Linked DNA regions of Homo sapiens: region 1 is linked to region 2. A link is an interaction called in ENCODE POLR2A ChIA-PET data of the cell type or tissue named here. Cell type or tissue: OCI-LY7. All regions are shown on one strand. Links, peaks and the distances in the headings refer to the core of each region. The heading gives the core; the rest is flanking DNA. Region 1 overlaps LOC100287010 (a long non-coding RNA gene). Region 2 overlaps MRPS9-AS2 (MRPS9 antisense RNA 2).

Region 1 (12,297 bases), core at 6,116-8,615, 560 kb after region 2:
CCAGAATTGCAGAGATCCTCCTGCTCAGAAAGTACCTGGTAATATATGCATGGGTATAGGGTCAATCCTCATTGAGAATTAGATTTTTGCAAATTTGCCTACTTGCTAAAATTGATTTGTAACTCCTGTTAAAAGAAAAGCTTTAGGCAAATTAAATTTAACAGAGTTTAATTGAGCAAAGGAGTCACGAAATGGGCAGAAAAGGTTCAGAGAGGACCCATGCTACTGTGTGGTCAGAGAGGATCTATGAACAGAAATAAGAAAGTGATGTTCAGAAAATGGAAGCGAGATACAAAAACAGCTGGATTGGTTACAGCTTAGCAGCGTTTGCCTCACTTCAACATGATGTGAACAGCTGACTGCCTATGAGTGGTTGAAGTATGATTGCTGTGATTGGCTGAGACTCAGCCAGCTATTGCAAGATTAGGTGATAGTCTGTTTACACGTCCAGTTAGGTGAGAGTTCACTATACACAGAGAAACCTTTAGGGTAACCTTAAAATATATAAGGTGGCAGCTTTAGGCTAGACTTAATGAACACTCCCAAATCAATTCTCTTGGTGCTTTTAAATTCATTTGTAGACATACACAGAATGGCAAAAAATTGGAGTTGCACAATGTGTATGTCCTCAGCTGAGGCTGAACAAGACGATGGTCTTGTTTCAGCTCCCTGAATAGGTGCCCTTTTCACAATCTATGTAGTAACACATTTTTCCAATCTGAGGGCTTTCTGATGGAGATTTTGCTGTTTAAAATGGCCCTCAATGGTAGTGCTGAGGTGCTTTCCAGTGTTCCTGTGTGAGATGGCTGTGATGCACCCTGTGGAGAAAATATGTGTATTAAATGAGCCTCATTCAGCATAAGTTATGGTGCTGTTGGCTGTGAGTTTAATGCAAAATGAATGAACGATATATATTTTTTAAGTGTATAAAACAAAATTTTGTATTGATTGATGAAAACGTGACTGCTACTACCACAAATAATGAAAATCAACTACATACACACACATAGGCACACACGTGTATGAGTCTATATAAGCTGTATAGATGCCTCATTTAATGACTCAGTTAATCCTCATGCCATTCTTATGTGGTAGGTCATTTCATGATCCCCTCTGTTTCAATGTGGGCTTGGAGACTCTGAGAGGGTAATGATTTTCCCAATGACACAGATTTTCCCAATGCCCTGTAAGGCGGGGCAGGGATACGAACTTGGGCAGTGTGACTCTGGGGCTGTGCTGTTAACCACTTCTGCCATGTGCCCGTTGGTGTGTGGATCTAGACTAGGAAAGAGGCTTAAAAAGAGGCTTTTGTTAGTACTGTTTGTCATCTGGAAAGTACAAGCAGAAAAAGCACATGGGTTGCCTGATCCTGGCTTGGAGATTGGTGGTGTGAGAACACAGTTGAAGCATGTTAGTGTTGAACGTATTGTCCAGAAGGACGGACTCAGCGTGGAGAGGAAGACCATGAGTCAAGGACCAAGAGTTAGTTATTATTTAAACAAGTAATAAAAAACAAAACACAAAACAAAACAAATTATATTGAGCCCTTGCCAAGTACCACTGTTCTTGGCCCCAAGATTATGATTCATAAAGCATGATTCTATCCTCAAGAAATACAAAGTTCCAAGGCACATACAGATAACAGTCTGACGGTGACATGTGTGCCCTGCAGCCCCAGGAAGATGCCTACCTGGGTCCTGTGAGTCAAAGTGGCTTCCCATAGGAAATGCCACCTGAATTCAGTTGGAGAAGGATGAATAAGGCGCGTGACTTTGAACCTCTTGAAACTTTAGATGCCTCAACTTTGAAATGAGGATCAAAATAGTTTGACACAGGTTGTTATGAGAATTAAATGTAGTACTTCAGTGAAGCCCTTAGCATGGTGCCTGAAACATACTAAGCCTTTACTAGAAGATGCTATTACAGCAATATTATTTAGTAGGTGGAGAGCAGAAAGAAGGATGTCTAAGGAAGGTGAAGAACCAAAAGAAGGAAGCAACATGACTGTGGGCTGGGCAGCAAACAGAGCTTTTGGTGGGTACAGGGATGGCCCAGAACATGGTGGGGGTAGTAGCGGGGAGGCAGAAAGTAGCAGGGCCAGATTTCATCCACATCAAGGAAGGATGGACTTTTTAATGAGATGTGATTTTCAGGGCAGAGATTTTGAGTAAATTAGAAGCCCAGGTAGTTAACAGTGAATTGTTAGGCCAGGTACGGTGGCTCACAGCTCTAATCTCAGCACTTTGGGAGGCCAAAGCAGGAGGATCACTTAAGCTCTGGAGTTCAAGACCAGCCTGAGCAACATGGCAGAACCCCATTTCTAAATAAATAAATAATAAATAAATGACAGTGAATTGTTTCTATAACTGTGCTGGTTTCCTTGACTCACTCCTCCATGAGATACCTAGCTTCCTAGTTTAACCTCCTTCCTATCACCACATTTATCTACATATTCAGATTAGTTTTATTCTGGGTCCTCAGGGAAAATGAGCTGGTTTTATCATCTCTGGACACTCCATTCCTTCATTCATTCATGCATTCACTCACTCACTCATTCAGACTTTACTAACTCTCTTGTGTCAGGACTTTCCTCTGCATGCTAAGGGGTACACAGTGAGAAACATGGAGGCACTCAGAATCTTGGCAGAGAGACAGAGAGGAAAACAAATAATAATAGCTGTGGGAAGTGGCGGTAAGAGATTGATAAGAAGAAGCTCTTGGGGGAACATAGATGAGAGATGGGATAGAGGATAAAATATAAGGAATCCAGTGAAATGGACACATGTTTGCAAGATCTGGAGGTTCATGCTTGACCATTGGTACTGACCAGACACTTACGTTTTGGCAAATCTCTCCTAAGATGATAACATCTTACATTTGTGGGAACTAGGATAGAGCACACCCAGTGAATACCATACAAGGTTGAGTTTCCTAACCTCCTAGAATCTGAAGAAAGTTTAACCTTTTCCCTGGAAGTACAAATTTTTGATATAAAATAATCACTGAACTTCTAAACTCCATTCATGGCCAGGTATGGTGGCTCACACCTGTAATCCCAGCACTTTGGGAGAGTGAGGATCACTTGAACTAGGTGTTTGAGACCAGCCTGGATAACACAGTGAAACTATGACTCAACAAAAAAACTAAAAAATTAGCCAGGCATTGTGGCACATGCTTGTAGTCCCAGCTACTCGGGAGGCTGAGGTGGGAGAACTGCTTAAGCCAGGGAGGTTGAGGCTGCAGTGAGCCATGATCACGCCACTGTACTCTAGCCTGGGTGACAGAGTGAGACTCTGCCTCAAAAAAAAGTTAAAAATGAAAATTAAAATCCATTAATTGCTGACAATTATAAATTTTGCTTTGAATAATAAAGTTATATAGAATGTTCTACCTCTTCAGCAAAGAAACCATCAAGCCTGCAAGCTCAAGGACCTATGTTCTAGTATCATAGAAGGGGATTTGGGCCAATACAGCTATCAATTATCCCCACTCACCTCTGGTCACCATCATGACTAGCTCCAAGAATCAGTAGTGTTCTGACTGAAACTGATCTTTCCAATTAATGAGAAGGATACGTTGGGTAACCAAATGACTTTCCAAGAGGAGAAAAGCAACCTCTGTTGACAAGTAACACAGACTACCTTGTTTTCAACAGAAGGATTCAAAATACGATTGCGAATGTAGTGATTAACACTGTAAGCTGGGTTGGGGGTGAGACAATTTGTCTCAGGAGGGTTGAAACAGGATATGATTTTGAGAAATATCAACCCCACTTTTTAAATTAACTTATTGACAAAATACTGTCAAGATTCTTTAAGGAAACTACATCTATGGTAAAAGTATTCTATATGTTTTTGAAAATAGCTTTATGCTGCAGATGGTAGGAAAGAATAAATTAACTAAAATATCTTTAATGTTCTTTTCTAGCACTGTGACTAGTAAAATATATTTCAAGCCCCAAATAAAAGAGTCGATGTGAACTTGATCTATCTCAGGTAACCAATAAGCATTTCAAACTCTCATGTCAGGGATTTTTAATGATTGTAGAAGACATTTCTTAAAATATTTTACACTCACTGACCTCATCTGCTTCAATGAAAGCACTGCCCTAAGCCTTCAGTCATCTTTCTAGAGGCCTACTGCTGCTATCTAGAGTTCACAGCCAAGATTGATTACGTTTACTACGTGGTACTGAAAAATCGATTCAATATTAGAAAATTGTGAAAATTACAGACATTTAATATGATGCCAACCTACTAATTGCCGTGAGTTCAGGAACAAAGGAAATATTAGTAGGTGCAAATATGGTATTACTAGATAAAATTCCACTTTATATTTTCCCCCAATCTGGCAACTCTGGTAGAGTAGCATCTTTCAAATGTGTTCTTCAATCACATTTGAATACATACATTTGAATCTATGACTGTGTCTTGACCTAAGAAAGGAAAGTCCTCTTCAGGAAGAAGCCCTGTCTTTGCAAGTAGAAATAATTGACTCAACAGGCATAATGTGATTCACTTTTAAAGTATGTTCTTCCATATGACGCTTTGGTAGTAATAGTAACGATCTTTCTTATTTTATGCTCCACTAGGGCATATGTGGCCAATTGTATCGCCAGTGTAAGTCTGGATTACTTTCTATTACTTTCTATTGATAATTGTTAATAACCGAAGACATTTGGAACTAAAAGGCAGTCAGTGGTGCTTGCAACAAAGCAGGGGCAATTAAGATGGGTGAGGGTTTTAAACTCTGCATTGGTCTGTGCACATCGGGAGAGGCAGTCAGCCATTAAAAAAATTAAACCATTTGGGTCTTGGGTTAAGGTCTGTGAACTCTTTAATGTCATAATTGCCTGCTGCCTCAATCATCAAACTGAATGAACTTCTAAGTTGAAATGTCATAAACGCTCAGCGTAAAGATTTATATAACCCAGGTATCCGACCTACCGCCAAGCCATGCCTGTGGCAGGGAGTGTTTGTTATGTCTTACTCAACCTTTTGGGAAAAAAATAAATAAATCCGGAAATGTGCTTGTTCTGGCAATGATCAAAACATTAAGAACCAATTCTTTTATCTGTATGGTGTGTTCAGATTCTGTGATAAACATATCCATTTCCTATAAAAAATAATTTAGATACAAATTCCTTTAGTAGAAAAAGGTTAGTGTCATGTTTTCCCACTGTATACTTAGCCAAAATGTGATAGGAATATTTTTAGTTAGAGTAAATTCTTTTTTCTGAAGAAGTACATTATTTTGTGATGTTCAGTTACATTTTGATCCTCCCTAAAGAAAAATCCAAATTTCATCATGTGTTTATTATAAATGTGTGCTAAATAAAAACCCAATATTTTGTAGTCAGATATTATTTGGAATTTCTCCTTTTTATATAATATGGGATTATTTTAAAGTCAGTGATTCATATAACCCAAAATAATACCATATTTTTCTTGTTATACAGAAGTAAAAACAAAATTTCAGAGACACTGTGACAAAAGTTCTCTTAGTTCTGCCAAACCAATATGTACTTACCAAGTCATAAAAATTGTGTTCATTAAACCCTTACAAATCAATAATAAAAATAAAAATAAAAAGTGAGCAAAAGACCCGAACAAACCCTTGACAAAAGAAGGTATATAAGTGGTTAATAAGTATGTCAAAATAAATTCAACATCATTAGTTACTAGGGAGGTGCAAATTAAAACCACAATGAAATACCACATATGCCTTCGTATGGCTAACATTTAAAAAGACTGAGAATACTTAGTTGATAAGAATGCAGAGCGTCTGGAACTCTTATGCACTGATGGTGGGAGCATGTATTAAGAGCTGGTTATATTACATGCTGACACAAATGAGGAAGCACAAGAGGATGGCCCTGCCCAGGAGACAGCCAGTGTGCCAGGGAAGCTGGTCAGGAAAACAGATGATTCCCGCACTGTGTAAAGTGTAGGGTATGCAGCAGATCCTACGGAAGCCCTTGGGCTGGTGTTCTGCCAGATAGGGCTAGGGACAGAAGGCAGGCAGGGGCAGATTTTAGGTGGCATTTCAGCCGAACCTGAAAAGACTAGGGGTGAGTCAGAGAAAGAAAGAAAGGAGAGAAAATAGGTCACCAAACACAAAATGATAGATATTTTTAAAATATGGCAGATTTAGGGAACTTTTGAAAGCCAAAGGGAATAATGGGGATGGGCAGAAATAGCAGGCAGGAGGATACAGAGAAGGGCAGGAATTACATATTTGAAGTACGAGGTATGCTACCATGCTGAAATATTTGGTCTTTGTCCTGAAAGCTATGAAAATACAATAGAGGTTTTAAAACTGGGAAATGTGATCAGATTTGGCTTTTGGAAAGACTGCTTTTTGAGCAGCATTGAAAATTGATGGGATGTAGGTATGATGGAAGACAAGGCAGTCAATTGACTACTTAAAAATCACTTATAATTCACTATAACCAATATGGAGTTATCTCTTTCAGTGATCCAGGTCTTGATATCTGGAGGTTGCCACCAAACACGTGTGTGTTTTCTCTTTAGATGTTTGGTTTTCTTCCTGAAAGCTGTGCATTGTATGATAAAAATGCTGAACATCCCTCAGCAATGCTACTGAAGAAAGCAAACTTACGCAGATGATGACAGCATTATTTTGCCAAAAATTCATAATATTCAAAATAACATTTCATCAGAGAGAAACTACCTTCCATCAAAGACCATCAGAATCCAAGGAATCATGCAGCCTGTACACCCCCTGCCTGTTCTCAGCAGTTTCTGTCTGGCATGCCTCAATGGGCCCCGGACAAAGAGACCCTCAAATCAGCGAGGCTGAAGAAGAAAGGCAATTTGAAGCCTCTCTCCTCCAGTTTAAAAGGCAGTTTCTAAAGTGCTTGCAGCAAATCAGCTTATGGTCAAAGTGCACACCAATAAGAGACATCAGGTATGGGTCACAAAGGCTGTATGAAGCAGATTTGACTATGTCAGTCAGAGTCTGCCTGGAAGACAGCTCGTGCCCAGATGGTTTATCATGGGTATCTAATACAAAAGCAAGTCACAGAGGTATTAGAAGATCTGAAAACAAGGGAAGTGAAGCAATCCAGACACTGACAACTGCAGGAAGCTGTTACCACAACAAGGGTTGGAGGGGCAAAGAGAAGGGATATATATACCAGGGTCCAGGAGATGGGGCCTTTGAGGGCTGATCTGCTTGGTGAGAACAGACTTCCAGGAGAGATAAAGCCCATGCTGGAAAAGCCTGTGGACACAGAGATGAGTTACGAATACCATAGCTTCACCCCTCCTCCACCGACCCTCTAATTTCCTGTAAGTGCTTCCATTGGCTGAATCTAACAGGAAGTGGTGGGTAAAGACTTCTGGGAAGTGTAGTTTGCATTGTTATCCCACTGTTCTAGAGGGCAGGGATGGGCTTCCTGGGCTAGAGGGGTACTTGAGGGCAAATGGATTACCTATCAAGTCAGTTGATCTTGGCATGTGTTTCCTGCAGTAAACAAAGAGCAGTTAGAGCCTGCTAATTTGTCTGTTTTCAATGAGAAGACAGTAACATATCGTATAGTTACCTTGATACGGGAGTGCGGGAGGGAAGTGCTGGGTAGAGAAAGGCGGGTTCCTGGCTAGGGCTCCCCTCCAACAGACTAGGTGAGGACAGGCACTCCTGCTTTCAGCCCAAATGTTGCATTTTCCAAGACCACCCTGGTCTGCCACGCCCCCATCCTGGACTTATAAAAACCTGAGACCCTAGCCGGCAGACACACAGGCAGCCAGTTGTTGAGAGGAGCACATCACCAGAAGAAAACACAAGCGGCTGGAAGGCGAGAGGATGTCAAGGGAGCATGCCAGCAGAAGAGCACACTGACAGATGCCAGCACACCCTCAGGCCATCGACTGGTGGGACAAGGCAGAGTTTGGCTGGGGCAGTTAGAGGAGAGCCGGGGGCCACTAAGGGCCCAACTCCACGGGAAAAACCATCTCCCTTCTGGCTCCCCCATCTGCTGAGAGCTACTTTCACTCAATAGAATTTTGTACTCATTCTCCAAGCCCACGTGTGATACAATTTTTCTGGTACACCAAGGCAAGAACCTGGGATACAGAAAGCCCTCTGTCCTTGTGACAAGATAGAGGGTCTAACTGAGCTGGTTAACACAAGCTGCCTATAGACAGCAAACTAAAAGAGCACCTTGTAACACATGCCCACTGGGGTTTCAGCTGTAAACATTCACCCCTAGACACTGCCATAGGATTGGAACCCCACAGCCTGCCCATCTGTGTGCTCCCCTAGAGGTTTGAGTAGTGGGGCACTGAAGAAGCAAACCACACCCCCATTGCACGCCCTACAAGGGGGACAAGGGAACTTTTCCTGTTTCAATATCAGAAGGTCTCAGGGATTTCCCAAGGATGTCCTCTAACATGCTTCAAATTCATAAATACAGTTCAAATAAACTATATTTAGTTTACTTAACAGCAAATAACCTTCAGTTTTCTTACCCTTAGTTGGTACACAATAAAGTTTGCTGAATGAGTAATTTTAACATGACCAGGAGACAGGGGTCCTCTTACCTTGGTCACTTACTAAAATCTGAAAGCAAATTTAGAGCTCAATTCCCAAAGTTCCTTTAACTACAAATAGAGAGGACTTCATCTAGAAAGAGAGATTAAATCTTTGAGGAGGAGCTTAGCAAGGATGTTATGGAAGCAGGACTCTAGGTACATGTATTGATACAAAGAGGTAACATCAACTTTGAGATATCCTATGGTAATTAATACATGATTATGAAATTTTGAGAAAAATAATTCAGTGAAGTGAACAACAGTAAAGAAAAGGGACAAAGAAAATGACTGGGAACTCTCTCACTACCTCCTTAGTCAATGAAATATTTCACTGTCCTGTCTCTGTTGTACCTCACAAGAAGAATGGCTTATTTCACTCAAAGGCCCACAGATCAATGACCTCGGGACACTTTGCTGAGCTTCCTCTTCCACATCTACTTCAGCACTGTTCCGGGGGCTTCTCTGGTCTTCTTTCTCTGTGATCAGCCCCTGACTCTACCCACCTTTGATAATTTTCTTTCTCTTTGTGTTTACTAATTCCGCATCCACCCCCCAACTGAAATTGAACCCGTCGATATATTATCTTTTTGATCTAGTATTCAACTACATTTATGCAATTCTTATTTTGGATTTGACATTGTGCTGAGTAAATGGAGGAGGAAAAAAACACAAACGAACAAACCCAAAGAAACTCAAGGCATGATTCTTAGTTTCAGGGGACTGATACATCTTGATATCCTCTTGTACTTTTTCAAATCCTTTTTAATAAGCACTCACTGATGAGCTGATGATAACAACTAACATATTTAAGCACTCACTGTTTGCATCAGACACACCATTGTTCTCATTTTTGTCCCTCTTTCATCAATGTCATTAGGTGTGTGGTATTGTTATCATTATTTGACAAAAGATACAGTAGAAGCATAAAGAGGTTATGCTGGCCTTTGCATGGTGGAGCTGGGATCAGAGCTCTAATAGCAAATGCTGGAAAATAGCCTGAAGGACTCAGCTCTTCCTCTCTTTCTTGCTTGCAGCTCTCACAACTGTAGAATGTACTGGGAATATAACATCCTGAGATAAGAAAGACCTGTCATTTAAGCCTAGGCTCTGTGCCCACCCCTCCTAGAACAGGATGTCCTACCACACTGTAGCCCAGTGATTCCAGATTACCCTGGGGTATACAGTAGAGTGCTTTTGGGGTTGTTCAGCTGCTGTGCAACGTGGGCATAAGCAGATGAGATTGCATCCACTTCAAGCAGCTTTCCTGAGCCTTGGGGGCTCTGGGTTACTATGAATCCCAGGCTGCTCTTGTCCCTTCCTGCCTGTCTGTGAGTAATAAAGTGGCTTCGCTTACCTTGTTGTATAAACGTTCTGTCTCACTGAACTTACGCAGTTGTTATAAATTGCAGCCCAAGATGCAGCGGGTGGAAATGTTTGGACTCTTTTTCCTAGTGGTTGATGTAGTGAGGAACTTTGCTATCCTCCATGTGGTGGGATAATTGCCTGGGATTGGTAACTGCTGCACTGTGAACCTGCTTCACAGGCTTGTGGTTCACAGAGTGCCATGCTCACGAGTAGTCAGAACAGACATCATGAACTATATACTAATCTACTAAGTTCCATGCCACTGTGCTACAGATGAGAACACCAAACACAGCCAGGAATGGTTCTGGAACTTCAGGAGTTCTAGTCTAGTTGACTAGACTGAATATGGATGTGTTATACGGTGCTACAGGGACAAAGATATAGGAAGATGGTAAAAGTTTCTGATCTGGTTTAGATCTGTGCCCCTGCCCAAATCTCATGTTCAATTGTAATCCCCAATGTTGGAGGTGGGGCCTGAAGGGAGATGATTGGATCATAGAGGTGGACCCTTCATGAATGGTTTAAAACCATCCCTTTGGAGATGTTCTCCTGATGGTGAGTGAATTCTCACGAGATCAGTTTGAAACTGTGTGGCACCTCCTCCTCCCCTTTCTCCTGCTCTAGCCATGAGAATTGCTGACTCCCTCTTTGCCTTCTGCCATGGTTGTAAGTTTCTTGAGGTCTCCTCAGAAGATGTGCAGATGCCAGAAGCATGCTTCCTGCACAGCCTGCAGAACCATGAGCCAATTGATATTAATTTATATATATAAAGAAAATGTTAATTTTCTTCATAAATTACCCAGTTGCAGGTTTTTTTTCTTTTTAAAGCACTGTGAGAATGGACTAATACAGTTACCTAAGGAGAAATAAAAAAAAAAAAAAAAGGATGGTCAAGTTAGTTCTACCTGGGCAGTGGGGCAGCTTGAAGGAAGTGATGAGTCATAGAGCTGAGCTAATCAGCAGGTGGTGAAGAATAAAAAGAGAGAAGGACATTAGAGAGCATTAGCAGAGACAAGGTAGGAATCACAATGGCACTTTCAGAATACAGATTGTTCAGCACACCTAAATGTTGGGTGACAGCAGAGGTAAGCACCAAAACAGATGATGGGCCTGCCTATTTTGCTAAGAAGTGTGGATTTTGTCCTGACAGTAATGAGGCAACATCAATGGATTTTAAGCAGTTCTTCTGTTTAGGAAGGCACCAAGAGCAGTAAGGAGACTGAAGAAAAGTGGGACAGCAAGGTTAGGTGAGCTCCCTGGAGGACATGAAGTAGGTCATAGTAATGAGAATGTCTAGGAAGATGATAGGGAAGTGGACGCTACAGCATTCATGATCCAACTGGGCCTAAGGACTAAGAAAAAGGAAAAAATAAGGAAAAAAAAAACCTCCCAAACAAAACCATTTTGACTCGAGTAACCAGATGGATTTCAGTAACATTTTCCAAAATAAGAAAAGAGGAGAAGAAGTTGGGGAAATGCCCTTTATCTTGTCTTCCTGCCTTGCCTCTCTTTGCCATTTTCCTTCCTCCATTTTTACCAGTTTACATCTCCCAGGTTTTGTGTGTCTTTCAAGGTCAGACTTGTGAGAAGGTGATGGTTTATAGAATTTGAAGCTAGCCTGGCAAGAATCTTTATCCAAATGAAATTTTTTACCCAATTCCAGAGAGGCAAATATTCCCTAATTATTTTAAATATTGTATTTTTCCTTGAGTATTAACAGAATGAACTGGACAATTTTAAAAGGTAATTCAAAGGTAGTTGTGAAGCTTGTGAGCAAATGGATGTGTGGGTAATTTATGTGAAAAAAATCATAGATGCTCAGTCGATTTCTGGCTTTGATGTCTGGGTAATATTAATTAGGCTTGACTATTTAGGAAAGACAATAATTTCAGGGAAATTTTTTTTTTAAACGCTGAGTGTGTGGTGGCTTTGGGACTTTTCTGTGTGGGTTTCTACTAGGCAGGTAGAGAGTGTGATCTTCAGCAGAGGAGCAAGATGAATGGGAAATAGAATTACAGGTGATATCAGCATATGGATAGTGATGGGAGTCAGTGCCACACCCAGAAAATTATGAGAAGTGAAGATGTCAGAGGGTCAACAGCAGAACCTTACAGAAGACAGCAATCCCCGCTTATCTAGAGTTTTGATTTCCGAGGTTTCATTTACCTGCAGTCCACTGCAGTCTCAAAATATTGCACGCAATAAGATAATTTGAGAGAGAGAGAGAAAGAGAGACCACATTCACCTAACCTTTATTACAGAATATTTTTATAATAGTTCTATTTTATTATTGTTATTGTTAATCTTTTACCATGCCTAATATATAAATTAAGCTTTATTTATAAAGCATATATATATATATATATATATATATGTA
Region 2 (12,297 bases), core at 3,463-5,962:
CGTGCAATATTTGTCTTTCTGTGCCTGGCTTATTTCACTTAATAATGTCCTCCAGGTTGATCCCTTTCATTTATATACCCATGTATACAAATCTGAACTTCTGTTATTTTAAAACTCTTGATGGAAGCCGTACTTCTACTGATGTGGAGGCTGTTATAAGCTGAATTGTATTTCACCAAATTCCCTTGTTGAAGTCCTAAACCCCAGTACTTCAGAATGTGATGATATTTGGGGATACAGTCTTTAACAAGCTAAGGTTAAAGCTTGTCATCCGGGTGGGCCCTAATCCAATGTGACTGTTGTCCTCATAAAAAGAGATTAGGGCACAGACATGCACAGAGGGAAGACCATGTGAGGACATAGGGAGAAGGTGGCATCTACAAGCCAAGGAGAGGGGCCTCAGAGGAAATCAACCCTGCCCACACCTTGATCTCTGACTCGGAGCCTCCAGAATTGTGAGGAAATAAATCTCTGTTGTTTAAGCCACTCAGCCTGTGGCACTTTGTCATGGCAGCCCTAGCAAATGCATATAGAGGCAAAAAATTTCAGTATGGTAATACTAGTTATGTATTATTAGTCACTAGCTCTTTGGTTAAACATAGCTCTCCTAGGCCAGGCGCGGTGGCTCACACCTGTAATCCCAACACTTTGGGAGGCTGAGGTGGGAGGATTACCTCAGGTCAGGAGTTCAAGACCATCTCTACTAAAAATACAAAAATTAGCCAGGTGTGGTGGTGCATGCCTGTAATCCCAGCTACTCAGGAGGCTGGGGCAGGAGAATTGCTTGAGCCTAGGAGACAGAGGTTGTAGTGAGCCACGATCATGCCACTGCACTCTAGCCTGGCCAACAGAGTGAGACTCTGTCTCAAAAAACAAAAACAAAAACAAAAACAAAACATAACAAAAAACATAGCTCTCCTAACTCAATAATAATGGCTGACATCAACTTACAACTTGGTAAATTCCGTGTATTCTACCAAGAGATTTACATATATTAATTCAGATAATCATCAAAGCAACCTTCTGACGTTGAAATCCCCATTTTTCAGATGAGAAAACTGAGGTGAGGACCCCTGTCCCATCAGCCTATAAGGCCCACACTTGACAACTAGCACAAAATATTTCAAACCATGAGGAGGGAGGATCACAAAAAGGTAGAAAAAAAAGTTGTGCCATTTTCTTCATATTCCTGTTTTATCTGCTAACTTCTGACACAGTATTTTTGCCTCTTGTGGGTAAATCTTGAATAGAATACACTTGCCCTACACATACGCTGATTACCCAAGAGTTAAGCTTGATTTCCACTCTTTCATCATGGGGCCACACCTTTTCCCTTTTTTAGGGCTCATGTATATCCATGGGTATATTCCAAATTATTTAATCTAATCTTCCAAATTACCTACTACCTACTAGCGCCAATTCCCCGTGGATTGTATGAAAAAGGCCAGGCTGGACAGGAGTGAGCAGGACACGGCGAGCATTGAGTGAGTGAGGCCAGTGACTGGGCATAACCCAGTTGGTGAATCCATGATTCACATGGAATCAGAGATCTGTGGAGCTGGGCAGGCCTTATAAATCTTCTGGTTCATTTAATTCATGGTTCTATTTCAGCACTTATCATAGTCTGGATCGATTTAGAGTGGGCTGTGTGTGTGTGAGTCTTCCTTTCCCAACCCTGAAAAGGGGTTCCCTGCAGACACAGTGCAGGGAGAGAAGCACTGAGAACTCCTCCTTTAGCAGCGGTACACACTGACACCCAGGGGTGTGTTCTTGGGTTTGTAACTTGCCAGGATGTACAGCTAGTGCTGGACCAGCCCAGAGGCTGGCTTGGTTCATAGTCCAACGGTGTTTCCATGACAACGCACTGCCTCCTAGAAATACCCAAATTTATTATTTTAAAAAGATACGCTGATAGATAATTATTCTCATCACAAAGGAAGATGTTACTGTGAGGAAGGATTCACTGTCTGGGACTATGAGCTTTGTAAGAAAACAGGGGCATGAGCTTGAAACCAAACTTGAAATTGAAAAATAAAAAGCAGCAGCTAGACATTCACTACCTCAAAAATAGAGAAAAACATATTGACCTTCTGGTTTTGAAATTGTTTAATAACTGGAAACTAGTTTCAAACTTGAATTTGGCATAGTTTTAAGAACTCAGTCAAGAGGAATACAAAATCCTATTTTTAAAATACAGCTGTTACAGTTTTAAGGCAACACCATCAATCTGCAGTGGAGGGAAACATACAAAGTAAATGTACTTTAAATGTTTTATAACTAATGTATGTATGAAGTAAAATATAAAGAAAATTCATATAGTTTTAACAATTGCAGAGTAATAAAAACATCCATTTTTAAGGATTACGGAAAATATTCAGGTCATTATTTGTCCAACTCAACCAGTTAATTATGTGAATGTCGATTTCAAAATACCCAACTGGAATCTCAGGGGATATGTGTGAGTGTTCTATCCCATGACTCTTTATAATAATAAAAATAAGCAAAAAGTAAATACAATTTGGGTTAAATAGCTTTCCTCTTTCCCTTGGCCACTCGGGCCTTCGTTTTGTTTAATTAATCTGTTCATTTCTGGTGAGACCATCTCTTGGCAATGCTTTGGGATACTTAGGTTTCCTGGAGTACAGAAGAATAGTCCATGTGGTTTCATATTGAATTGTGAGGTTGGAGGTGGGCCTGCTGCAGTCGTTCTGGACACATTCCCCCTCCTATCTTGTGTGCGATACGAGATTTGATAAGCTTTTAAGCAGCTTCTGCCTGTTTTCAGCATCTGCAGTGCATCACCTTTCTGGCTGGACTCACCAGCTTAGAGAAAGCAAACGACTTAGAAAAACCACAAAGCACAGTGCAGGTGCCCCACTGGATGCGGGGACACATTTTTGCAGTTATCTGCTGCTATGTTGGGTGTTAACTTCTGTAACTGAATATTTAAGCCTGGGAACTTGCTTGTTTTTCGCCCTCACATCGGGCATTCTCCGGCCCTTCCCCTGGAGGGTGAATTGTGCGGGTGGGGTGGGGTGGAGGGAGAGGAGCGCGAAAGCAAGGATGACTGCCCACCTTGGATGCCTTTTCCAGCACGATGCTCTGACTAATGAGCAGAGGCCACTGCTGAAGAGCAAGGCTGGGTCTCCTTTTCCAGAGACTGAGCCCATTACCCTCTCGGCCCCACTAGCCTGCAGGCACCAGCCTGCCTCCCAAATGGATGACTTCCGGCTCGCCATGCCGCTCCCAGTCCTAGTGCCAGTGGCCGTGAATAACCTTGCTTTTGTGTGTATTTATTTTATTTTGAATTTCTCCACCCTGGATCTTTCCACCTCCAAACCCCACCCCCTGCTTGCCGGCCCCATGTGGTGATGTTTCTTGAAATGTTAGATTCTTTCTTCCTCTATCCCCCCCTCCAGTTCTGGAAGCATTTTGTTTCTGTACTGCTTTGTGAAACTGGTGCTGAGTCCAGATCCTTGGGGCTTTAAAGTTGAATTAATTATTAAACAGGAAGGGAGCAGTACTTTCAGCAGGCGCCAAGTGACTATACTTAAACTGCAACCTGGCACTGGTTTTCCCACCCTTGTGCTGTGGTTTGCTGAAGGCAACTGGAGATTTTTATTCTAGTTTTAATCAAGCATTTCTGTAAGTTTTCAGGCAGTTAAGATTTGGCAGCAAAGGGCTGGGAAGTCAGTCTTCATCACCTCCTGACCAGTTTGGCCAAAGAAAAAATTAAAACAAAATCAGAAATACTTTCCCAGTTCATAAATCAATCTGAAATTGCCCACTCTCTACGGGTTGCTTTTCCTGAGGACAGGGTGGGCTTTTCTCTCAAATATATGTATATTTTTTATTGATCAGCTTCCATTTGTAGAGAATGGTGCTTTTCAAATAAAACCATCAGAACACTGGCTTTAGTTGCTGTGCGATTGTTATAATCATTGCTTTAATTTAGGGGCTATGTTGAAGATATGAAACCCTGTATTTAAAAATATACTCAGGGAGGGTGGGTGCAGTGGCTCATGCCTGTAGCCCCAGCACTTTTGGAGGCCAAGGCAGGAGGACCGCTTGGGACCAGGCGTTTGAGTCCAGCCTAGCCAACGTAATGAGATCCCTATCTCTAAAATAATGAAAAATCAGCCAGGCACGGTGGTACACCTGTAGTCCTAGCTACTCAGGAGGCTGAGGCGGGAGAATCACCTGAGCCCAGGAGTTTGAGGCTGCAGTGAGCTAGGATATTGCCACAGGACTCCAGCTGGGGCAACAGAACAAGGCACTGTCTCTAAAAATAATAACAGTAGTAATAAAGTAAAAATAAAAATACATATGAAGACACACAGCAGAATTTCTTACTTTTCTGAGGCTAGGCATTCATGCTAGAAATTCGCAACTCAATGGAGTTGGTGGGTCAGCTTAGCCCAGATACTGAATATAGGCATCCTCACAGAGCTATATGAATGAGACAGTGGCCATGTTTTAGAGAAACCCAAAGCCTTCCTAAAGGTATCAAACTAATACCCTTAAATGACAGCAAGACGCTTTCTGGAGGCTGCCCCTGCAGCGGGCTGGCCCTCTGATTTTCCCCTGGCTCCTGGTGTTTGGTGGTGGGCCTTTCCCAGTCTTGGCTGACTGCTCTGCAGGAAGCTCGCTAGGAAATGCTCTGCTCAGCTCCATTAAGTCTCACCCTGTAGCTGAGCAGCGGTGCAGGCTGTCAGGGTGGGGAGGGAGGAAGAGCTATCTGGGTGCAGCTGGGTGCGTAGGCAGGAGTGTGAAGCAGCCTCAAGAGGAAAGAGAACAAAGATTTGGTTAAAAATTTAGATTCATGCATATAAATTTGGAACAGGGCAAAAAAAAGTAAGCCCAACGCACACAACCCTCCCGCACCCCTCCCAGTTGGCTTGTGATGAAGTGTGCATGTGAGAACAGCTCAGAACCGAAACACCGTACAGTCATGTCACCCCTAAGAATGTGCTGGGAAACCTTGCAACAGATACATCCTTAGAACTTTTAAAAATGAGAGATATTCTGTGAGCCTTCAGTCCAAATACTATTTTTTGGACTTATTTTCCATTCAGGAATTTAAAAAAATATATTCTTGCTGACAATTCTTAACTTTAAAAAATATTAAACATTTTAATCATACATATAATATATGTCTTCACTGTGTAATTTCCATCAGTCAATAGATTTAATTATAATAAACAAATAAATGTACTTACAATAAGCAAAAAACTGTGGTCCACTGGCTTATTGAAAAAGATTAGTTAGAAGAAACCAGATAAATTCACACTTCTAGGAATTTAAGCTCAAAATTTCAAGCACCTCTATTTTTTTCTGAATTGTCACCTTTTCCAGGGACTGATCCTTTCTCAATAAATCATCCTCTGACCTTGGTGTTGAGATTGTCATGGGGCTTCCACTCTCAGGATGTCAAGTTTGGTCATATTCTTTAGGATTCTATTATGGCCACATTGCACTTCTAACCACAGTAAATAATTTAAAACCCAAATTGAAAATGATATATTCCTCATCAACTAATATTTGGAAAATATACTTATTAAATGCACAACTTTTGTACAATTTCTATCTGCTCTTTATGTCCCACTTTCTTTCCAGAAAACATATTCTGCACTGGTTTTAAAATCACATGATAAGATTTCTAATCTTTGAGCAAAAGTCCTCGCCCTTTATATTTGGAAATGGGTTGATACTCTCATCCCTCACCCATGGAAAGTTTGCAATATAAAATTTTAAAAAATACTTTATTTAAAATAACCTTCCAGCAGCTGGCCTAGTCTTCTATGTTTAGATATTAGAAAACACTTGAAAAGCACTTTCACTTAGTTAAAAAGGAAAACTAGTCAAAGATAATAATAACAACCTTTTAAACAAGAAAAGAATACGGAGAACACCAAACAGGCATGCATTGGGTTGTAAAAGCCTTTTTTTTCTCCCCTAGTTAAGGATAACTCTAAAAATATTGTGTATACCCACCTATGGTTTCCTGAGGACTTTCCTCCCTGTCTGCTAAAAAGCAAAAGTTAGGAAATTATGTCTGATTTGTGTCAAATGTGTTCCAAAGAATCATGAGGCCTTCCTTTCACTGTGAGGAATATTCATGTAGGAAGTCGTCCTCTAAGCAGTTGTCACCTTTTCTTACATGGTATTCCCAACTGCAATGCCAGGCAGTGAGGGCTTTGCCGCAGTAGGAGCGGCTCCAGTTCCTGGGTGAGCCCAGGGCCTGCCCAGACGTCGGCCATCTCTGCAGGTGTATGGGCTGCGGCCCTAGGCAAGACTGTCTCTGCCTTCCCCAAAGGTCTCTGAGCCCTTCTGCGGCCCAGATGGTTCCAATTTGAGGCCTACATTCAGTGCTGGAGCTGTATTGAGTTTCTTCCCTGAAACCAACAAAACCTGCTTCAGCATTTTGCTTGGATTAAAATATTTGTCCCTTTTTTTCACAGGGCAGAAGGAGAACTCCTGAAGCCTCCGAAGGAAGGAAATCATTACAGGGCCCTACAGAAGTAGGTCATGTGCTACAGCTGCTCATAGTTTAAGAGGAAGAAACATGGGATCTCAAACCTGGAACACGACTCTTTCAAAATGCTTGTGAGCAACCCAAGAAAAACATCCTCCTGAGGCTTATCTAATAACCATGATCTCTAATCGTCTCAATGTGTGCTCATGTTTCCTTAGGAGTTTGCACCCACTTCTCAGAGCTAACGAGATGCCGAAACAGAACACAGAAAAAAGTAATGAAGGAGATTTAATAGTTTGTGTTAAAGCTAATATGGTCCATTAGGGGCTGTCATTTTTATAAACAGTGAGGATACGTTACCCTCTTCTTTGGTGTAAAGTCATTCCGTGCAGGACCTGTAAACATTCAGTAATGATCTGTAGAACATGCATGAACGACAATTAAAGCACCACTTGAAAAGTCTGTTTTCCTCACATATTTGTTTTCTTGCTAAATAAACTTGTAAAGTTCATACATGTGTACGCATATGCTTACATTATAAAAAAAGTGTGCATTTCATTAAGAACATCTACGAACAGATATAAGTGTTTTTGGTTCCCATTAGCTTGAGAAATATCAGAAGTGATTAGTTAAATGAGGAGCATAGGTTCTGTTTTTTAGTGCATACTATAATAATAAAACAACCACTCTTTTATGGTAGCTTAGCAAGACAAAATTATAGTTCACAATGTCATGAAAGGCATGATTACAACCTTTGAAAGTTACAAGTAAAAAAGCTTCTATAAAACCTATCTGTTGCCAAAAAATTATGTTCTACAGTGATTCAGATATATTTCTGAAATTTATTTTTTAATTGTGGCTGATACCAAGCAGAGGCAAGACTTGAGAACTTGCATTCTTTTTGAGACTCACTGAATGTACTTGAGAAAATAAAATCAGATTGACTCCCTCTGACTTTGTAAATAGAGTTTGCTCCCTTGCTTTCTCTCTCTCTTTGAAAGGACAAATGATTCCTTTTTATAGGTTTTAGGTTTGGCAGAATTTGATTAAAAAAAAATTCTTACAACCACCTAACATTTTCTGCTGCAAACAGGAGTGGGTAGGTAGTAGGGGATAAAGAAAGGTCCAGATTAAAATTATTCTAGTTATTCACATAGACTTGAAAACTCCAGTGATGAGTTTTGAGAAGTAGCCTTAGGCAGAACTTGCTATCAAAGAAGGCCAGGAACAAAAGACATTTAAAAGCAGATTACGAGTCTCTCCTAACAAAGCAAAATCAAATCACTGATCAATAAGTGCAGCTGGGTTAAAATTGTTTCCTTAAAAAGGCTTTAAAAACTTTTTTGAGTGATAAGCTGGAGGCTGACCCTTTTATGCTTTTCAGCAAACTCCTCCTGGAAAAGTCTTTCCCATCTCTTCCAGGGCGGCCTCTTTTGGGATGAGTCTCTCTCTTCTCACTTAACACAAGCAGGCCTTTGGCTGGAAAAGGCTGGCAATGTGGTTTCCAAGAAAAGGAAAGATGCTCTTTGATCTAACTCAAGCCCTCTAAGAGAGTTTAGCTACTAGTCCCAACAGCATAGCTGGATTCCCCATGGTCATCTATGAACTATTTGTGCAATGCCCAAGCTGGAATTACCATTAATGGTGTAAAATCAACTTGAAACCTAAAGAAAATCTTCAACAAAGAAAAGCCCCACACTCCAGGTCACTTAAGCCACAAAAATGTGCTGGGTAGGTTGTGGCTCGCTGTCTAGATCAAGGCCATGTGGACGACGTTGAGGCGTACCTCCCATCGTCAGACGTTAACTCAGATGCCGGCTCTTTCAGTGACTGATTTCAAACAGGGCTTTTAAAAACAAGGGAAGAGGGAAAAAAAAGAAAATCAATGAGCAAGTGGTGTTCAATTTATTCACATATGTTCCAAATGGCACAGAGATAAGCAAAAAGGGTTCTGGTACATTTTTTAATGATTTCATTATCACTAGACAAGAATGGAAAGATCATCCAGATGCTATTGAAAAGATAGAAAAAGAAGATTTAAAAAAAATAAGAATAATATCTTGAATGGTTCCCTGCCCGGATACCTAAACAGTGAAGGCCGACCAATGAGATCTTTGAAGTTAGGTCTATTTGCAAGTCCATTTATTTAAAAAGGAAGGTTGAGATGATGTAGAAAAAAAAAAAGAAAACTTTTAGAAAAATTTGTTCTTGGCCTGGCTGTCCTTTTCTCTGTGTGAGCATCGTTTGCCTGGGGTGGATTGTCATTTGAGCCAGTGATTAAGCAGGGAGGGAGAGTGAAGCAAAGCTACAGTCCCCTTCGGTGGAGCAGGGGCTTGGCCAGTGCCCTTCCTGGGAAGCCTGTATCACACACAGCACACGTGGAGGATGAGGATTATTCCCATTGCAAGGGCTGCCGCTTGAGTCACAGATCTGCCCCTTTTCTTCTCTTGGCTGCTCCTTGTCCATCCATAATAGCGATCTTTGTGTGTCGAATTCTGCACTATTGCAAAGCGCCCTGGCCACTGGGTCTGAAGAAAGCTTTCTCCCTTTTCTGGAGGCTCTCTGAAAAGTGAGCACTCTCCATTGCTTATGTGGAAATGCTTGGCCACCTAAAAAGTGAGTTTATGGTCTCTTTTTAGTTTTATAAAATTATTATTATTTATTGTTAGCTTTTTTAGAGACAGGGTCTCACTCTGTTGCCCAGGTTGGATGCAGAGTGCAGCAGCCTCGAACACCTGGGTTCAAGCTGTCCCCCCGCCTTGGCCTCCCAAGTAGCTGGTACTGCAGCGGCATGCCACGCCCTGCTAAGGTTTATGATCTCTTTATGGGTGTATGTGTGTGTTATGTTTCTAAGTAGATTGTAAGCTTCCTGAAGGTGGGGGCCACAGTCTTCCTGATCAGGTCTATGACCTCCTAATTGTTCAGCAGAAGTTGGTCTGTTGCTGGGTGCATGATAATGAAACAGAATAGACCATGCCCAGGAATGTGCGTATAGGTGCAATTCTTAATCAAGGACGCAAAGCGTGTTTGGCATGACTCAAAGTAATGCCAAAAGTATTGCTCAAAGCAGCGTCTACCTATGGAATGATCAAAACAACGCCTCTTCAGAAAGACAGCATGCCTTTTACAGCACCACAGTTCCCCTTGAATTTTCTTCCCAAAATCCACTGAGAGTGTGGGGACTTGGATTCCTCCATCCCCCGATTCTCCTGATTCACTATCACACTGTCCCTGGACTTTATTAGGGTAAAACTTTCCAGTATCTGGAAAAGAAGTAAAACCCTCATTTCTCCGAAAGCACTGGAGTTGTGTATGCAGGATGGATCATTTTCATTTATGTTTGGTATGATCGTTATTTCAGCTGCTTCATGTCTGCCAGGCCTTACACATGTTGTTTGTTTCATGGCCAAAATAGTATGTGACCTATCTTGAAACCCCAAGAAAATTTCTCTAGCAACAGCCTTGTTTTCTGACATTGTAAATCATCTCTCCTTCCACACAATTTTGCATGGCCATCACAAAAATAAATGTGGATATCTGAATTTTGTAGTTGAAGACGTTAAGTGGGTACTTGTAAATTAGATTCTCCAAGTCCCAACAACATCTATTTATTGTTTTGCTTATCATTCTTTAACTTTTACCAAAGGGACCTCCTATTGCTTACAACAAAATAGCAACAAACACAATATCTAGAAGTGTGTTTAGTCCAGCTAAGGGCTGATCTAGGGCTGCCCGTGCAATCAAAACCTCTGCCTTAGCTCTCCGTGTGTCTTGAAAGGTAAAGCTTTCACCCGCTAACTCTCTCGGTTCACGAATATGTCGCTGGGGTTTTTTTTTTTTTCATATGGTAAAAATCATATTGGAAACAGGCAAATTAATCTCTTTAATTCAAAATCATTTACCTAGTACCCACTATGTGCAACACCAGTGACAGAAAAGCTACACATAAAAGCACATCAGTTGGAGATATGGTCGTGTTCAGCATCTTGTTCATGTAAATAATTGGAAACACAGTCAGTTCGTCCCACTCCCATAACTGAGGTGCTGTTTCCCTTAATGGTTCCCTACGTGTTCAAAGACAGATCATCCCTGGATTACTGCAGTTTTAGACAACACACTAACATTCACTAATAGGGGAATGGAAATTAAAAATGTAAATAAGTGCTTGGGTTCCCCACCCCCAAATAGGTCAGATAACTGCTTATTTTCCTCTAAATTAATGTGCTTTGAGGTTCTGTAGGCAGAGGCTAAACACCTATTACGAATATTATCATATGTCTCGTTTTTACTAATCTTTGGTTTGGGTGACTGGATTTAAGTGATGTAAGCAAGAAGATACGGAAAGTGAGAGTAATCACAACGTGAAAATGCCAGTGAGACACCTAGTGCCCTATGGCCTGTTGGAACAATTTTGCCTGCTTTTACAAGTTTCTCCCTCCTCCATCCCTTCTCCTCCTGGAACTTCCTGCCTTGTTTTTCACTAGTTCAGACAGACACTGTGTCTTCTCACCAATCTCAGCTTCCTTTCACTCTAGATTTGTTCATTCTGGCCTGGGAACTTTACTTGTCATTTGGTCACCCCGGAGTCTCTTCCACCTCATTCCCAAACAACTTTCTAAGGTTTTCATTTAAGTAAAAACTCTAGTAAAGCACTGGTAAGCATTGGTTAAATAACCTTCGTGAAATAAAAAAATATTTAATCGAACTTGGGACTTGTTTATCTGATGACAATCTATATTATTCATTTTGTGATATTTCTAGAAACTCTCCAAATTAATCTCAATTTAAATCTAGTCCTTCCACCTTCAGAGGGCCTTTGGCTTGTAAAAATCTTAGTTTTTCAGTTTCATTATATTCGTGTACTTATCTGGAACAAATGCTCTGTGTGCTTGTGCGTGTGTTATTGTGTGTGCATGTGTTATTGTGTGGATTGTTAATTCCTTCAGGAGGACAGGAACATATCCTTTATCGTCATCATCTTCTTTTTCTTATTTTTTTGTCTTTTCATCATGAGTCCTATACTCACTGAATATAATCGCAGAAGTCCCTCAATAAAAAATTACTGGCAGTTTTGCGCTTAAGCAAAATTCCCATGAAGTCTATAAAAAACTATTCCTGAAAAAGAAAGATAGGATAGAGTAGACAACGCAGTATAATTCTGAGCTAGTTGAAATCTATATTATTCCCATTTAACAAGGAAGCTTATTAAAAAATAATTAAAGAAAATGAGTACGTTTAAATGTAAATTTTGTTCAAAATTTCTAATTTTAAATAGGTTTTGAAATGCATAAAGCATAGTTCATCATCATATAATGTATTTTCCCTTATCTGACCTACCTTGCAACTCCAAGAAAATGTCTCTGGCAATGGCATTGTTTTCTAACATTGTAAATAATCTCTTCCTCCACAAAATTTTATATTTGAGTAGTTTAAAACATTTGTGGGTGTGTGTGTTTTATGAGAGTTATTCAACCAAATAAGTGATTACCAAAGGTATCATTTTATTGTTTTGTTTTTTGTAAGTATGGATAGAATTTTTAATTCAAATTTTTTTTCATTTAAAACTCTGTGGCATAGCAATTAGACCATCACACCAAAAAGCAAGTTAGAAAGGGAACAAAGGGCATTCACCATTTGTTTTGCATTCAAGGACACATATTTCATAGGAAATAAAGAATATCTGCCTGTATAGGAGATCAGAAACAAAATAGTGGTGTCATCCACAAAGACAAGGTGGAGCGAATGTGTTCCCATCAGATGTCCTGGGAAGGCTTTTGAGTTTTGTTTTGAAATTTACTCAGATATACAAAGCCCGGGCAGAG

The links. Peaks named below come from ENCODE experiments on the same cell type or tissue, not always from the same donor. Only the 100,000 strongest peaks of a DNase experiment are listed, where the experiment ranks them.
Region 1: POLR2A ChIA-PET joins it to region 2 with 6 read pairs; 2 of 35 experiments call an interaction of 5 or more read pairs at or near these places.

What each region holds. Positions count from the first base shown.
Region 1 is chr2:104,373,976-104,386,272 of GRCh38, reverse strand. LOC100287010 (a long non-coding RNA gene) reads left to right here. Exons shown (of 3, transcript NR_037885.3): 3 at 6,534-7,423. Among named protein-coding and RNA genes, the nearest start is that of LINC01831, 34 kb to the left of the region's middle. In OCI-LY7, for the core only: no CTCF peak of the experiment used is centred there; a DNase peak (open chromatin) is centred at 7,312; H3K4me3 peaks cover 970 bases.
Region 2 is chr2:104,930,930-104,943,226 of GRCh38, reverse strand. It overlaps MRPS9-AS2 (MRPS9 antisense RNA 2), which reads left to right. Exons shown (of 3, transcript NR_110603.1): 3 at 6,462-6,986. Among named protein-coding and RNA genes, the nearest start is that of DALIR, 29 kb to the right of the region's middle. In OCI-LY7, for the core only: no CTCF peak of the experiment used is centred there; a DNase peak (open chromatin) is centred at 4,726.